Regions from separate parts of the Homo sapiens genome. Here region 1 is linked to region 2. Evidence: read pairs that join two places in POLR2A ChIA-PET (ENCODE). Cell type or tissue: MCF 10A. All regions are shown on one strand. Links, peaks and the distances in the headings refer to the core of each region. The heading gives the core; the rest is flanking DNA. Region 1 overlaps FAM186A (family with sequence similarity 186 member A). Region 2 overlaps LIMA1 (LIM domain and actin binding 1).

Region 1 (8,738 bases), core at 2,720-5,219, 120 kb after region 2:
TAGATGCATTATAAGCCCCTGTATGCACATAACTAAATTTACATAATTTATTTTCATTTAGTTTCTCCTTGTCAGTGTTTCCTCCAACAATTCCAGATTAGATTAGCATGATTCTCCTATAAAATTTATATTTCCTTTAGTCTATCCATTTTTACTGTTTCAAGACTGTAGTAATTTTTTTTTTTGAGACAGGGTCTCACTGTGTTGCCCAGGCTGGAGTGTAGTGGTGCATCCATGGCTCACTGCAACCTCAACCTCTCAGGCTCATGGGATCCTCCCACCTCAGCCTACCAAGTAGCTGGGACCACAGGCATACATACCACCACGCCTGGCTAATTTTTATAATTTTTGTAGAGACAGGGTCTCACTATGTTGCCCAGGCTGGTCTTGAACTCCTAGGCTCAAGCAATTCCTCCATTTTGGCCTCTCAAAGTGCTGGGATTACAGGCGTGTACCACCAGACCGGGCTGATTTTACTTTTTATTTAGACTTCACCAGCTTGCCTGGCATGGATGCCCTTGTTTAGTAGGAGTTACACTGTTGATATATCACCTTAGCATAGAATCCTTTTAAAACAACTGTAAATATTTTCCTAGTAATTCTACTCTCACCCTTATATTCTTTCAAAACATTTAGGTGGATGCCACCTAGTCCTAATTTATGCCTCTGTATGAGCTTTACTCTTCTTAAATCTGTCTTCCACATTACTGGCATTTTACTTCCCTTGCTAAGAATTCTTTAGTTATCCTCTATTAAGTACGGAATTAAATACAAGTTCCTTAGCATGTGATTTAGGATTCTCTTTTATCTTGCCTCTCTTTTATCTTTCCAGTCTCATCTCTTACTACATTTTGCTTTTTCTTTGTGTTCTAAGTATTAGCCACAAAGTACTTTACACACACACACACACACACACACACACACACACACACAGAGCTTCTTCCTGCTGCCTTTCTTTACTCTGCTACACTCTCTGACTTCTTTGTTTTCCTGACTTTTTCTTTTTTTGAGACAGAGTCTTACTCTGTCACCCAGGCTGGAGTGCAGTGGCGCAATCTCGGTTCACTGCAACCACCGCCTCCTGGGTTCAAGCGATTCTCCTGCCACAGCCTCCCAAGTAGCTGGGATTACAGGCACCTGCCATCGTGCCTGGCTAATTTTTTTATTTTTAGTAGAGATAGGGTTTCACCATGTTGGTCAGGCTGGTCTCAAACTCCTGACCTTAAGCAATCCACCCACCTCGGCCTCCCAAAGTGCTGGGATTACAGGCGTGAGCCACAGTGCCCTGCCTGTCTTACTGACTTTTACTGGTTCTTTGAGGCACAGTTCAGAGGTCTGAACTCCCAGAAGCTGTACCTAACTCCCGCCTCTCCTCAGTCCTCTTCTATAACTGCACATGCGCCATTATTGTACTTTCCACATCATACGATATAATCATCTCTTTGTGTGACTGTCTCTCTGAGGAGACTAGGTGCATTGAAAGCAGGGATGTAGCTTATCCATCTTTGTATCCTTCTACCCTCTAATCCCTGTACCTAACACAGTCCCCACAAGTGGTGGATATTTTTTAAATGTTGATGGGCCGAGCTCAGTGTCTCACACCTGTGATCCCAGTAGCTTGAGAGGCCAAGGCAGGAGGATTGCTTGAGCTCAGGAGTTCAAGACCAGTCTGGGCAACAGAGGGAGATCCATCGCTAAAAAAAATATCAAAAATTAGCTGGGCATGATGGCACACACAGGTCGCTTCGGCCCAGGAGTTTGGCGTTATGGTGAGCTATGATCACACCAATGCACTCCAGCCTGGTTGATAGAGCAAGACCCTGTCTCTTTAAAAAAAAAAAAAATGTTGATGAATTAAGTGATGCTATCTAGAGAGCACAACATCTAGTACTATTGAGAACTTTCTTCAATATATATGGAAACAAATGTCTAATTATCATCATCTTTTCTAATTTTTTTTTTTTTTTGAGACAGAGTCTTGCTCTGTTGCCCAGGCTGGAGTGCAATGGTGTGATCTGGGCTCACTGCAACTTCTGCCTCCCGAGTTCAAGCGATTATCCTGCCTCAGCCTCCCAAGTAGCCAGCATTACAGGTGCACGCCATCATGCCCAGCTAATTTTTGTATTTTTGGTAGAGATGGGGTTTTGCCTTGTTGGCCAGGCTGTTCTCAAACTCCTGACCTCAGGTGATCTGCCTGCCTTGGCCTCCCAAAGTGCTGGGATTACAGGCATGAGCCACCGCGCCCAGCTCATCTTTTCTAATTTTACATCTTCCCTGTCATCTCTTCTCAGATATATTTCACCGATCATGAGGGAATACAATTCTAAAACTATATTTTAGCACTTAAATGTAGAATTCTTCACTTACAGAGGCTCTACAGAAATCTTTATTCAAAAACAGTTTATATTACTGTAGTATTTTTCTCTTACATATAATATTAGAATCTTCTTGACCTAGCCATCCTTGTCATAAAATTTTTAATCTTTCAGTATTTTATTTGTTGTTGCATCTGTCTGTGATTTTGTTATTATAACATTAAATATTAGAGAAGAGCTTTCTGAAAGAATGAATTGATCCTCGATGGGATTAAGGTTATGATTGTATAAAGTCATATTTTTAAATGATTTTACTGAGACAGGTCAGATTATGCTACTTAGGTTCTCAAAGTCTTCAATAAATCTAAATGAATCCTAAAAATTGAGAAAGCGACCTGACACAGTGGCTCATACCTGTAATCCCAGCACTTTGGGAGGCCAAGGTGGGCAGATCACGAGGTCAGGAGTTCGAGACCAACCTGGCCAACATGGTGAAACCCTGTCTCTACTAAAAATACAAAAATTAGCTGGGCGTAGTGATGTGCATCTGTAATCCCAGCTACTCAGGAGGCTGATGCAGGAGAATTCCCTGAACCCAGGAGGCGGAGGTTGCAATGAGCTGAGATCGTGCCCCTGCACTCCAGCTTGGGCAACAGAGCAAGACTTCGTCTCAAAAAAAAAGATAAAATTGAGAGAAAGCTGTCAAAGAACTCCCTTCAAAAAGTACTAAGCCAGTGTAATATCATAGGGGAAATCTGCCAAACCTTAAAAGAACAGCTAATTTTACTATTAAATTGTTTCAGAGCACAAAAGATAAACTTCCACATTTTTTAATGATGCAAGCTTAAGATTATACCAAAACTTCACAAAGATAATACCATAAGAAGTAAACTGCCTGCCAAACTTAACTTATGAATATGAATGAGAAAAATCCTTAATAAAATATAGTGATTCTACAATATAGTCAAGGAAGGAAAAAAAAAATAGCCAGGCATGGCGGCGGCGTGCCTGTAATCCCAGCTACTCTGGAGGCTGAAACAGGCTGATGCAAGAGAATTGCTTGAACCTGGGAGGCAGAGGTTGCAGTGAGCTGAGATCATGCCACTGCACTCCAGCCTGGGCAACCAAGTGAGACTCTTGTCTTAAAAAAAACAAAAACAAAAACAAAACAAAACAAAAAAACAAAGAATGTTACATGTAGAACAAATAGGATTTATGACAGGAATGCAATGATGGTTTAATATAATTATATTAATAGAACTAAGGGGGAAAAATCTCCTTTTTTATTTTTTATTTTTTATTTTATTTTATTTTTTAAAATTTTTTTTTAGAGAGAGAGTCTCGCTCTGTTGCCCAGGCTGGAGTGCAGTGGCATGATCTCGGCTCACTGCAACCTCTGCCTCCTGGGTTCAAGTGATTTTCCGGCCTCAGCCTCCCGAGTAGCTGGGACTACAGCTACATGCTACCACATCTGTCTAGTTTTGTTTGTATTTTTAGTAGAGACAGGGTTTCACCATGTTAGCCAGGATGGTCTCGATCTGATCTCGTGATCCACCCGCCTCAGCCTCCCAAAGTGCTGGGATTACAGGCGTGAGCCACCGCTCCCGACCTTTTTTTTTTTTGAGACAATGTCTCGCTCTGTCACCCAGGGTGGAGTGCAGTGGCACAACACGATCATAACTCATCACATCCTTGAACTCCTGGGCTCAAGCAGTCCTCCTGTCTCAGTTTTCCAAATAGCTGGGACTACAGGTGCACACCACCAAGACTAGATAATTTTTTTTTTTTTTTTAAAGATGGAGTCAGGCTGGGTGCAGTGGCTGACAACTGTAATCCCAGCACTTTGGGATGCCGAGGTGGTAGGATCATTTGAGCCTAGGAATTCAAGACCAGCCTGGGCAACAGGAGACCCTATCTTTACAAAAAGTTTAAAAATTAGCTACTGGGGAGGCTGAAGTGGGAGGATATTTTAAACCCGGGAAGTTGAGACTGCAGTGTACAGTGATCACGCCACTGCACTCCAGCACAGGCAACATAGCGAGACCCTATCTCAGGAAAAAAGAAAGACGGGGCCCCATGTGTTGTTCAGGCTGGTCTCAAAACTCCTGGCCTCAAGCAATCCTCCCGCCTTAGCTTCCCAAGGTGCTGTGATTACAAGCATAAGCCACCTTCCCAGCCCACATTTTCTTTAATACATGTGAAAATAAAGTGCTCAAATCACATTATTTAACAAAATTGAACATTCAGGGTTTTTTTATTGTTGTTGCTGTTGTTGCTGTTTTCTGAGACAGAGTCTTGCTCTGTTGCCCAGGCTGGAGTGCAGTGGTGCAGTGGTGCGATCTTGGCTCATTGCAACCTCCGTCTCCCGGGCTCAAGCAATTCTCATGCCTCAGCTTCCTGAGTAGCTGGGACTACAGCGAACCCAGCTAATCCATGGGTTTTTGTTTTCTCTCTCTTTTTTCTTTTTTTTCTTTGAGACGGAGTCTCGCTCCGTCACCCAGGCTGGAGTGCAGTGGTGCAATCTCGGCTCACTGCAACCTCCACCTCCCGGGTTCAAGCCATTCTCCTGCCTCAGCCTCCAGAGTAGCTGGGACTACAGGCGCCCGCCACCATGCCCAGCTAATTTTTTGTATTTTTAGTAGAGACGGGGTTTCACTGTGTTAGCCAGGATAGTCCTCATTCTCCTGACCTCGTGATCTGCCTGCCTTGGCCTCCCAAAGTGCTGGGATTATAGGTGTGAGCCACCACACCCAGCCTTTTTTTTTTTTTTTGTAGAGATGGGGTTTCACCATGTTGGCCAGGCTGGTCTCGAACTCCTGGATTCAAGTGATTCACCACCTTGGCCTCCCAAAGTACTAGGATTACAGGATAAGCCACCACACCCAGCCAGTCTATTTTTTTTTTTTTTTCAAATTGAATTTGGTTTAATTCAACTTTTCTTTTTTATTTTAGTAAGTTCAACTTTTACTTTAGATTCAGAGGGTACATATGCAGGTTTGTTACATGGTTATATTGCATGATGCTGAGATTTGGGGTACAAATGATCCCATCACGCAGGTTATGACCATAGTACCCAATAGGTAGTTTTTCAAACCTTGTCCCACTTCCTCTCTCCCCTACTAGTGGTCCCCAGTGTCTGTTGTTCCCATCTTTATGTCCCTGTGTACCCAACATTTAGCTCCATTTATAAGCAAGAATGTCGGTATTTGGTTTTCTGTTCTTCTGTTAATTTGTTTAGGATAATGGCCTCCAACTGCATCCATTTGCTGCAAAGGACATGATTTTGTTCTTGTTTATGGCAGCATAGTATTCCATATGTTGTATATATACCACATTTTCTTTATCCAGTCCACCACTGATGTGTACCTAGGTTGATTCCATGTCTTTGTGAATAATGCTGCAATGAGCAGACAAGTGCATGTGTCTTTTTGGTATAATAATTTATTTTCCTTTGAATATATACCCAGTAATGGGATTGCTGGGTCAAGTGGTAGATCTATTTTAAGTTCTTCGAGAAATCTCAGCTGGGCATGTTGTCTCAGGCCTGTAATCCCAACATTTTGGGAGGCTGGGGCAGGAGGATAACTTGAGCCCAGGAGTTCAAGACTAGCCTGGGAAACATAGTAAGACCCTATCCCTACAAAAAATAAAAAATTAAAAAATTAGCCAGGCATGATGGCATAGGCCTGTAGTCCCAGCTACTCGGAGGCTGATATGGGAAAATTGCATGAGCCCAGGAGATCTAAACTGCAGTGAGCCATCATTGCCCTGGACAAGAGAGTGAGACCATGTCAAAAAACAAAACAAGGCCGAGCGCGGTGGCTCACGCCTGTAATCCCAGCACTGTGTGAGGCGAAGGCGGGTAGATCACCTGAAGTCAGGAGTTCGAGACCAGCCTGACCAATATGATGAAATTCTGTCTTTACTAAAAATACAAAAATTAGCCAGGGGTGGGCAACAAGAGCAAAACTTCGTCTAAAAAACAAAACAAAACAAAAAACAAAAACAAAACACCACCACCACCATAAAAACAAGAAATCTTCAAACTACTTTCCACAGTGGCTGAGCTAATTTACATTCTCATTAACAGCGTATAAGCATTCCTTTTCTCTGCAGCCTTGCTAACATCTGTTAGCAAGGCTGAGGCAGGAGAATGGCTTGAACTCAGGAGGCAGAGGTTGCAGTGAGGTGAGATCGTGCCACTGCCCTCCAACCTGGGCAACAGAGCAAAAACTCTGTCTCTAATACATAAATAAAAACAAAAAAAGAAACAGAATGGTATTTCCTAGGTTTTCTTCTAGGATTTGTATAGTTTGAGGTCTTACATTTAAATCTTTAATCCATCTCGAGTTAATTTTTGTATATGGTGAAAGGTAGGGATGCAATTTCATTCTTCTGCATATGGCCAGCCAGCTGTCCCAGCATCATTTATTGGACAGAGAGTCCTTTCCTCATTGCTTGTTTTTGTTGACTTTGTCCACAATTAGATGATTGTGGGTATGGGGCTTTATTTCTGGGTTCTCTATTCTGTTCCATTGATCTATGTGTCTGTTTTTGTACCAGTACAATGTTGTTTTGGTTACTGTAGCCTTATAGTATAGTTTGAAGTTGGATAATGTAATATGCCTCCAGCTTTGTTGTTTTTGCTTAGGATGGCTTTGGCTATTTGGGCTCTTTTTTGGTTCCATATGAATTTTACAATAGTTTTTTCTAATGTAGTGAAAAATGACATTGGTAGTTTAATAGGAATATCATTGAATCTGTAGACTACTTTGAATAGTATTATATGGTGCCATTGCACTCCAGCCTGGGGGACAAGAGCGAGACTTTGCCTCAAAAAAAAAAAAAAAAATACAAAAGTTAGCCGGGCGTGGTGGCGTGTGCCTATAGTCCCAGCTACTCAGGAGGCTGTGTAGAAGGATTGCTTCAGTCTGTGAGGCAGAAGTTGCAGTGAGCCAAGATTGCACCACTGCACTCCAGCTGGGCGACAAAGCCAGACCCCGCCAAAAAAAAAAAGAAGAAAGGAAAGAAAGAAAGAAAGAGAGAGAGAGAGAGAAGGAAAGAAAGAAAGAAAAAAAGAAAGAAAGAAAGAAAGAAAGAAAGTCATACAGAATGGAATGTAGTGGTGGCGCCATCTCAGCTCACTGCAATCTCTGCCTCCCGGGTTCAAGCAATTCTCCTGCCTCAGCCACCCGAGTATCTGGGATTACAGGCACACACCACCATGCCCAGCTAATTTTTGTATTTTTATTAGAGACAGGGTTTCATCATGTAGGCCAGGTGAACTCCTGACCTTGGGTGATCTGCCCACCTCAGCCTCCTACAGTGTTGGGAGATTACAGGCATGAGCCACCGCACCCAGCCCTGTATCTGTTTTATACATTTATTTAAACATACAAAAATCGCCGGGCGTGGTGGCTCACGCCTGTAATCCCAGCACTTTGGGAGGCCGAAGCGGGTGGATCACGAGGTCAGGAGATCGAGACCATCCTGGCTAACACGGTGAAACCCCGTCTCTACTAAAAATACAAAAAATTAGCCAGGCGTGGTGGTGGGCGCCTGTAGTCCCAGCTACTCGGGAGGCTGAGGCAGGAGAATGGCGTGAATGCGGGAGGCAGAGCTTGCAGTGAGTGGAGATTGCCCCACTGCACTCCAGCCTGGGCAGCAGAGCGACACTCTGTTTCAAAAATAAAATAAAATAAAATAAAATAAACATACAAAAATCAAAATTTTTTGCATATGTGGTCACACATGCACACACACACACACACACAAACCCGAACAACAAAAAAAAGATGTATAATTGGCTTGGGTGACAGAGTAAGACTCTGTCTCAAAAAAAAAAAAAAAAAAATAGATATACCATATTCTTGGATAGGAAGACTCTATTAGTGAATATAAGCTAGGTTTTGCTATTTTAACAAAACTCCCAAGCCTCAGTGGCTTAAAACAACAAAAAAATTCACTTGTTGCTCATACTACGAATCCATCATGGCTTGGCAGGGAGTGAACTTCACTGTATTCTTTCAGGGACATGTGTAAAGGAACAACAATCACCTTGAACATTGTGGGTTACTATGCCAGAGGAAAAGGAAACTCTGTAGGTCATCAAACCAACAAAGACAAGCTCAGCACAGAAATAACGTATCAATTCTGCTCACATCTCATTGACAAGTGCTGGCAAACAGCACTAATAAAGACCTCAAAGACTCAGCATCATAAAAATAAAACGAAAATAACAGAGACTGGAAGTGACTTATCAATAGGCAGATCAATAGAAAATAATAGCTGGGCGCGGTGGCTCACACCTGTAATCCCAGCACTTTGGGAGGCTGAGGCAGGTGGACCACCTGAGGTCAGGAGTTCGAGACCAGCCTGGCCAACATGGTGAAACCCCATCCCTACTAAAAATACAAAAATTAG
Region 2 (8,738 bases), core at 3,022-5,521:
CACTAGATATTTATGAGAAAAAGTGTCTCACCATATCCTTACACATAATCAGCATTTTTGTCTGCTACAGTCCCAGTCATTTCCTACCTTTGGCCAGTTTCAACATGCAGCAGCCTTTTGCACTGAATCTACATTGTGTGTACTGGCATGACATCAGCTGTCCTGTTCCTAGCAGGGTCTGGGAGGAGGAGACTTACAATGGTGCTTTGAGTCACAACAAAACCCCTTCCTCTCTATTTAGGATTTCTGACATTTTTTCCTTCCACTTAAAATTCTTCTTCCCATTTAAATAAAACAAATTTTTAAATTAAAACCATAAAGGGGAAAGAAGGAGTTGGCAGGACTAAAGGTCTAAAAACTTGAGAGGGAAGAGAGTTAAGAAACGTTATAAAACTGCTTTGTGGTTACATCTCTTGCCAACTGGTTTCACTGTTAAAGTAGAGCTAAAGCTCATGCACAGAGAAGTGTTGTAGCTTTACACATCGTCAAAAACTCGCACAACTTCAAACATGACCCGCAAACATTCAAGAACTTTTCTAATTCTAAGTAGAAAAGTGACTGGCACTGCAAGTCATGGGAAGGGATTGACAATATCACATCTAATATAACTGAAGACTACAGGATGAGTTATTTTTTATCTCAGAAAGAATGCTTAATATTATTATATTACTTTCCAAACATAGGGACTTGGGCCAAATATTTAGCTTAAAAAAAATCCAGCTTTCCCATCTAGGTGGAATCTAGAGTAACAGATGGTTTTGCTCCCCATCAGGTCTGTTTATTTCATTATAACGACTGTTGTAACGAACCATCCCCATGTACAAAGCCAGATATATAGGAAAGTATGAGAAAACTGGAAAAATTTACCAGCTCTGTGGCCTCTGGATTGTGTTATAAATCACCAGCATATGTAACTCATTTTCTAGTTAAGTAATTCCCTCTGGGGACGAGGTCTGCAATCCACATGAAGGATCAAATTTCATTAGCAGTTGTAGGAAAACGCAACCCTGTGCATTTGCAAGTCAAAACTCCCGAAAGCTATAGCTAGTCTGGCTATCTTCATTGATTTTGCCTGAGAGAGGATTTTAGCTGATAGAAAACATTTGTTGGAAGGCACAGATGAGGAAGTTGAGAAGAAGAGAAGGGATTCAGCTAGCAGAGACAAGTAAGCCTCAGTCTTAATGTTAAACTCCGGCCTTAACACTCAGTCTGCAGCTGTGTCCAAGCAGAGAGCTATTCAGCAGTAATTCCACCCCCAAAGCTACAAATGATAAAGAACACAGGAAGACAATTTAAAAGGGCAAGTGTACAAAAACACATAATCCAATCGGTATTAAACTCTCTTCATTTCTAGATACCAATTTGAATCCCAGTGTGAACCTGATTTAACATGAAATTGTGTCAGAGACTCACAAATCTTAGCATCTATGTAAATAATGCATTTGAGACTATTAACTTATCTAACTGGAATCAAAAGACATACTGACCACATATTCGCCTCTACTCAAAATAGCTAGATTGGAAAAACAGCTTTGTTTAGTGCTTGAATTGGCTTTCTCAAGTTTCAAACCCGCCCAATTCTTACCTTAGTTTGAGTTGGTTCACCTTTCTCAAACATCATCTTAAGCCTGTTCAGCGGAACATTATATTTCTCTATTTTGCCCGAAGCATCTGTGTTTTCACTGATTTCTGATTTTTCTACTTCATGCCTGGATTCTCCTAGACAATTTTCCATTTTTTTACTTTCTGTTGAGTGGTCTTTAAGATCCTCACCGTCCTTGATGTGGGGATATCGACCCTGAACGAGGGCTTCAGGAGGTGACCTGAGTCTAGATCTGGGGTGGATTTGTTCTTCTTGGTCAGCTTTGGCTCCAGAAGCAGCGTGGCTTGTCACTTCAGCAGGAGGATGGTCTGCTCTGTGCCTAATCTCAGTGCTGCTGTTCCGTAGAGAGTCTGTGTGAGACTCTGCTCCCAGCCCTGGGTTCTCCCACTTCTTCTTTAACACAGTCAGGGTCCCCTTTCTAAAGTGCTGGGAGAGATTTTCGGTGTTCTAGAAGAACAAGAAGTAGATGCCAGTTATAACTTGCCTGCTGAAACATTCAAACATGTTGTTCTTTGTAAAATGAAAGTTAAAACTCCAAGCTGCTCCTGGTCCACTGCTGTTTCAGACAGCTGTGAACAGTTACAGCCTTGCCACATGGAGAAAGCATCCACCCGGCAGAGGGAGAGGGAGAGGGGAAGAGAGAAAAACTCAGGAGCTGAAGCAGGAAGTGATAAAACAGGATGGCCTTATAAGGACAAAATGAGAAGAAAGGCAAACCCAGCTCTAATGATAGTTACATGCGAAACAAGAGATTTTTACCCAAAGATTAATGGGGAAAAAAACAAGAAAGAAAAAGCAAAATACAAGTGCTTGAAACACTGTAACTACACATCAGCAAAGTTCATCATTACCTGCCATAAAATAACATGGTAAATTCTGCTGGGTTTTTTTTTCTTCTTTTAAATAAGACAAAGATGCAGGATAGTTGCAGGATAGCTGAAACTATACCATTAATTACGGATAGTGGCAGCAAGGATTGAAACAATTTGTAGAACCCTGGAGAAGTCCCCAGACTTTCCAAGTATTTGCATAAATATTTAGTTATATCTGACATAATTTACATGCATATGAGCAGTCAAATTTTATTTTTCATAAGAATTTAATCTTTTTTTTTTCCCTGCTCTTCTCTACAAGTTTATCTGTGTATAAATTCTCACTTATCAGGGCCAGGCACGGTGGCTCACGCCTGTAATCCCAGCACTTTGGGAGGCCGAGGCCGGCGGATCACAAGGTCAGGAGTTTGAGACCAGCCAGACCAACATGGAGAAACCCTGTCTCTAAAAAAAATACAAAAATTAACTGGGTGCAGTGGTGCACACCCATAGTCCCAGCTACTCTGGAGGCTGAGGCAGGAGAATCGCTTGAACCTGGGAAGTGGAGGTTGCAGTGAGCCAAGACTGCGCCACTACACTCCAGCCTGGGTGACAAAGTGAGACGCCATCCCCCAACCAAAAAAAAAAAAAAAATTCTCAGTTATCAAGAAATTCACTGTTTTACAGATCCTCTGGTTGTAAAATATGCAGGCTTCAAATGCAAATACCACTACTTATCACTCAGATGATCAAAGGACACACATTTACATATCTAAGAGAGTTCACTTTCACTAGGGCCAAAAATGGAATTAATTTATACATGTAAGACAGACTGAAAACAACCTGGAAATTGTCACTGTTGTTCCATAATAGAGGAAACACGCTTGTTGAAAATTAAATGTCCCGGCTGGGCGCAGTGGCTCATGCCTGTAATCCCAGCACTTTGGGAGGCCGAGGCGGGTGGATCACCTGAGGTCAGGAGTTCGTGGCCAGCCCGGCCAACACCGTGAAACCACGTCTCTACTAAAAATACAAAAAATAGCTGGGCGTGGTGGCACGCGCCTGTAGTCCCAGCTACTCAGGAGGCTGAGGCAGAAAAATGGCTTGAACCTGGGAGGCGGAGGTTGCAGTGAGCCCAAATCGCGCCACTGCACTCCAGTCCGGGTGACAGAGTGAGACTCTGTCTCAAAAAAAAAAAGAAAAATTAAATTAAATTAAATGTCCCGTACTTTGAAAGGACTGTACTCCTAAATAAATTGAACAGCACCACCTTCCCAACAAACTGCAAACTCCAATACCTTCTCTCCTGTAGTCTGTGACTCACCAGTCTTTCAACTAAGAAAGAAAGGACAAACAACCTAGGAATTAAACAGGATTAGCAGCTATTTTGGGAATTAAGTCTCTCACCCTATTACTCTTCTGAATATACTCTTGAAAGCCACTTCATCAAGTAGAAATAAGGCTTGAAAAGAAATTATAGAACTGCTTGATTCTAGTGTTTAAATTTTAGCTTACAAAATGATCCATTGGGGGAAGAATGTATGCATCAGAGATATAAGAAGCTTAAAAAGTTTTCTTGCTGGAAAAGAAGGAATTACAGAACAGCTCCAGAAGCTGGTTCTACCCTAACTGCCAGCAGCACTCTTGGCTCTGTAAGGTCTCGTGCCACACAATGGATGAGTCATCTAGGTCTCTGACTTCACCTGCCCTTACTGTAACCACACAGGAGCCCTGACAATCAAAGTGGCACTTTGCCTTGGTAACTGGACACTGTTTTTCTCAGATACCTATCATGTGATCAAAGTATACTTATTGACATGAAAAGATGCTCATAGGATACTTTTGAATGAAGAAAGCAAATTATAAGACAGCATGATCCTATTTTAATTTTTTTTTAGAGACGGGGTCTCGCTCTGTCACCCAGGCTGAAATGCAGTGGTGTAATCATAGCTCACTGCAGCTGTTTGACTTCCTGGGCTCAAGTGATCCTCCCACCTCAGCCTCCTGAGTAGCTAGGACTACAGGTGTATGTCAGCATGCCTGGCATTTTTTTTTTTTTTTTTTTTTTTGAGACGGAGGTTCACTCTTGTTGCACAGGCTGGAGTGCAATGGCGTGATCTCGGCTCACTGCAACCTCGGCCTCCTGGATTCAAGCAATTCTCATGCCTCAGCCTCCTGAGTAGCTGGGATTACAGGCATGTGCCACCATACCTGGCTAATTTTGTATTTTTAGTAGAGACGGGGTTTCTCCATGTTGGTCAGGCTGGTCTCGAACTCCCAGCCTCAGGTGATCTGCCTGCCTCGGCCTCCCAAAGTGCTGGGATTATAGGCATGAGCCACTGCGCCTGGCCCCAACTGTCTCTTTAAAATGTTCATAACATTATCTTATTTTTAATTTATTATTTTTCTCAATTAAAAAAGTAATAACTTATTGGGGGAAAAACTCTCAATCAATATAGAAATATGTACCCGACATGAATAGATGCTGTAATACATGCCATTTTCCCTACTTGACTCCCCACCTCTCCCAACCTAGATACCCAGTCCTGACAGTTTATATGGTATATATGTTGTCTTTTTTTCTATTTTGTACACTATATGTATTTTTTTGTACAAAATCATACTGTACTTACTGTTCTACACTTTGCATTTAATCACCTAATGTGCTTTTGATATCTTTTCATGCCCATACATGAAATCTTCAATCTTTTTTTCTTTTTGAGACGGAGTCTCACTCTGTCACCCAGGCTAGAGTGTAGTGGCACGATCTTGGTTCACTGCAACCTCTGCCTCCCAGTTTCCAGCAGTTCTCTTGCCTCAGCCTCTCAAGTAGCTGGGCTTACAGGAACATACTACCATGCCGGCTAATTTTAGTGTTATTAGTAGAGACGGGGTTTCACCATGTTGGCCAGGCTGGTCCTGACCTCAGGTGATCTACCTGCCTTGGCCTCCCAAAGTGCTGGGATTATAGGTGTAAGCCACCATGCCTGGCCAAAATCTTAATAACCATATAGTATATTATACTGTATGTGCAATTACCATTCCCCCACTGATGAATATATGTATTGCTCAAAATTATTTGCCAACTGTTTAGATTACAATTTATATCTCATTATTAATTTACATTTATCTGATCATCAGTGAGGCTAAGCATGTTTTTACACTGTTACTTCTTTGTTATCTATTTTATTTATTTATTTACTTATTTATTTTTGAGACAGGTTCTTGCTCTATTGCCCATGCTAGAGTGCAGTGGCATGATCACGGCTCACTGCAGCCTTGACCTCCTGGGCTCAAGTGATCCTGCCACCTCTGCCTCCCAAGTATCTGGGACCGCAGGCCCATGCCACCACGCCCAGCTAAATTTTTAAAATTTTTATAGAGAGGGTTCTCACTATGTTGCCCAGGCTCAAACTCCCAGGCTCAAGTGATCCTCCCACCTCGGCCTCCCAAAGTGTGGGGATCACAGGTGTGAGCTACCATGCCCACCCTCTTCTTTAAATACCTATTCACGTCCACTTACCTCAACTGCTAAAAGCACTGGAGGCTTCTGCTTTATTTTATCTCACTATAGCATCTGACATTACTGACCACTCTCCCTGGTAAAAATTGCTTCCAACTTTTCTGTGATACCCCTTTTTCTTAGATTTCTTCCCATTTTGAGATGCAAGAAGGGTGTAGAAAAAAACAATAATGAAAAAAAGATTTCACTGGGCGCAGTGGCTCACACCTGTAGTCCTGGCACTTTGGGAGGCCGAGGCGGGCGGATCACAAGGTCAAGAGATTGAGACCATCCTGGCCAACATGGTGAAACCCTGTCTCTACTACAAATACAAAAATTAGGTGGGCGTGGTGGCGTGCGCCTGTAATCCTAGCTACTCGGGAGGCTGAGGCAGGAGAATCGCTTGAACCCGGGAGGCGGAGGTTGCAGTGAGCTGCGATCATGCCACTGCACTCCAGCCTGGCGAAAGAGCAAGATTCCATATGAAAAAAAAAAAAAAAGATTTCTTCTCATTTATCTGGCCACTACTCAGTTTCATAATTTAGTAATTCTTTTTCTTTTTTTTTTTTTTTTACAGGTTTCTCCTCCTCTGTCCCTCCCTTATATGGTGGGGTCCCTCAGGGTTTTTGTCTTAGGTCCTCTGCTTTGCTTACTTTACATATTCTCTGTATATGATGTTATTCATCCCGATTTCACCCACCATATAGATTATAGTATCAACAAATACATAGATAGATGTATACTGTGTATCTATATAGACAGAGTTATAGAACTTATCTCTAGATAGACATCTCTCCTTTTCTACCAATTCTACCTGGAAGTGCTAGAGGCATCTTAAACTCCTTCTTGATTAAGGTTGAAGTCTTCACTTTCTTTTTTCTTTTCTTTTTTTTTTTTTTTTTTTGAGATGGAGTCTTGCTCTGTCACCCAGGCTGGAGTGCAGTGGTGCAATCTTGGCTCACCACAGCCTCTGCCTCCTGGGTTCAAGCAATTCTCCTGCCTCAGTCTCCCGAGTAGCTGGGATTACAGGCGTGAGCCACCAAGCCCGGCTAATTTTTTGTATTTTTAGTAGAGATGGGGTTTCACCATGTTGGCTAAGCTGGTCTCGAACTCCTGACCTCAGGTGATCCACCCGCCTCAGCCGGGATTACAGATGTGAGCCACCGTGCCAGGCCCGAAGTCTTCCCTTTACTCCTCACTCTCTAACCTGTTTCTTTTCTTGAATTGTCTATCTTGGTGAATGCGACAACCATCTTTTCATCTGTCAAGTAGGCCTGTTCTCTTATGCCTTCATGCTGTGCGTGTGCTGCTTCCTCCATCTAGAATACAAAGATTCTGCCACTCCCTGTCGCCTCTGCTTAGCTAATTCCTCTTGGTCCTTTAGGGTTGAGTCAGGCACTGCCTCTTCTGGGAAGCCTTTCTAGATGTAGCACAGTTCAGATCCCTCCTAAATTCTCCCCCAGCCCACTCTGAGTATTTATTTGATATGGTAATTTTTTTTTTCTTTTTTTTTTTTTTGAGACGGAGTCTCGCTCTGTCACCCAGGCTGGAGTGTGGAGTGCAGTGGCGCGGTCTTGGCTCACTGCAAGCTCCGCCTCCTGGGTTCATGCCATTCTCCTGCCTCAGCCTCCCGAGTAGCTAGGACTACAGGCGCCCGCCACCGTGCCCGGCTAATTTTTGTATTTTTAGTAGAGACGGGGTTTCACCGTGTTAGCCAGGATGGTCTCGATCTCCTGACCTTGTGATCCGCCCGCCTCGGCCTCCCAAAGTGCTGGGATTACAGGCTTGAGCCACCGCGCCGGGCCTGATATGGTACTTATCACACCTGGGTTGTAATTCTATTTTCCAAATTCTAAACAGTCCCTTTGGAGGTAGAGAATACATCTTATTCTTCTTGTGTCTTCAGGAGCTGGAACATAAGAGATGCTCCACATATGATTGTCTATACTCGTGGGGTCAACTTCTCTTAACCCACTGTCTTGAACCTAGTCCAATTCAGGCCTCTATTCTACCACTCCCAAACAACACAAGATGACCAATGACCTTCATGTTGCCAAATCCGATGGTCAATTCTCAGCTTACCTGTGTGTTTGATTCTGTTAACTCCCCTTCTAGAAACACTTTCTTCACTCGGCTTCTGGCACTTGTTTCCTCTGCTGGTTACTCCTTATATCTCCAACCTTTAAACACCAAGGTGCCCCTGAGCTAAGTCATGAGACCACTTCTCTGTCTACACTCACTTCCTAGCTTATATCATGCACCTCATAGCTTTAAGTACCACTGACACTTTGACACATGTCCATTTTATCCGCAGCGGGGATCTCTTCCAATTCTAGATTTTTATATAGTATCCAAGTTCCTACTGACATTTCCATTTGGATGTCTTAATAAAACATGTTACAGTTTACATGTGCAAAACTGAGCTTCTACTATTTCTCCCTCTCTAATCTGCTTTTACTGTAGTCTTCCCCATCTCAATTAATGGTATTTTAATTTAATTGTGTTTGGGCCAAAAACATTGTTGCTATTCTTTTATTTTTTACTTTTTGTAATAGAGATGGGGTCTGCTATATTGCCCAGGCTGATCTTGAACTCCTGACCTCAAGTGATCCTTCTGCCTTGACCTCCCAAAGTTCTGGGATTACAGGCACAAGCCACTGTGGCAGAGCCACTGCTGCCATTCTTGATTCTTCTTTCTCTCTACATTCAACATACATCCTGACCACTTCTCAACACCTATACTGCTACTACTCTAGTCCAAACCATATTATACCTGGCCTAAATCATTATAATTGTCTCTTAATTGGTCTCCATGCTCCTG

What was found. Peaks named below come from ENCODE experiments on the same cell type or tissue, not always from the same donor. Only the 100,000 strongest peaks of a DNase experiment are listed, where the experiment ranks them.
Region 1: POLR2A ChIA-PET joins it to region 2 with 6 read pairs; 4 of 35 experiments call an interaction of 5 or more read pairs at or near these places.

Annotation. Positions count from the first base shown.
Region 1 is chr12:50,338,848-50,347,585 of GRCh38, forward strand. All of the region lies in intron 4 of FAM186A (family with sequence similarity 186 member A), which reads right to left. Among named protein-coding and RNA genes, the nearest start is that of FAM186A, 53 kb to the right of the region's middle. In MCF 10A, for the core only: no CTCF peak of the experiment used is centred there; no DNase peak of the experiment used is centred there.
Region 2 is chr12:50,220,436-50,229,173 of GRCh38, forward strand. It overlaps LIMA1 (LIM domain and actin binding 1), which reads right to left. Exons shown (of 11, transcript NM_016357.5): 4 at 1,586-2,050. Among named protein-coding and RNA genes, the nearest start is that of MIR1293, 9.4 kb to the right of the region's middle. RefSeq lists enhancers at 1,449-2,300, 2,140-2,199, 2,230-2,279. In MCF 10A, for the core only: no CTCF peak of the experiment used is centred there; a DNase peak (open chromatin) is centred at 4,096.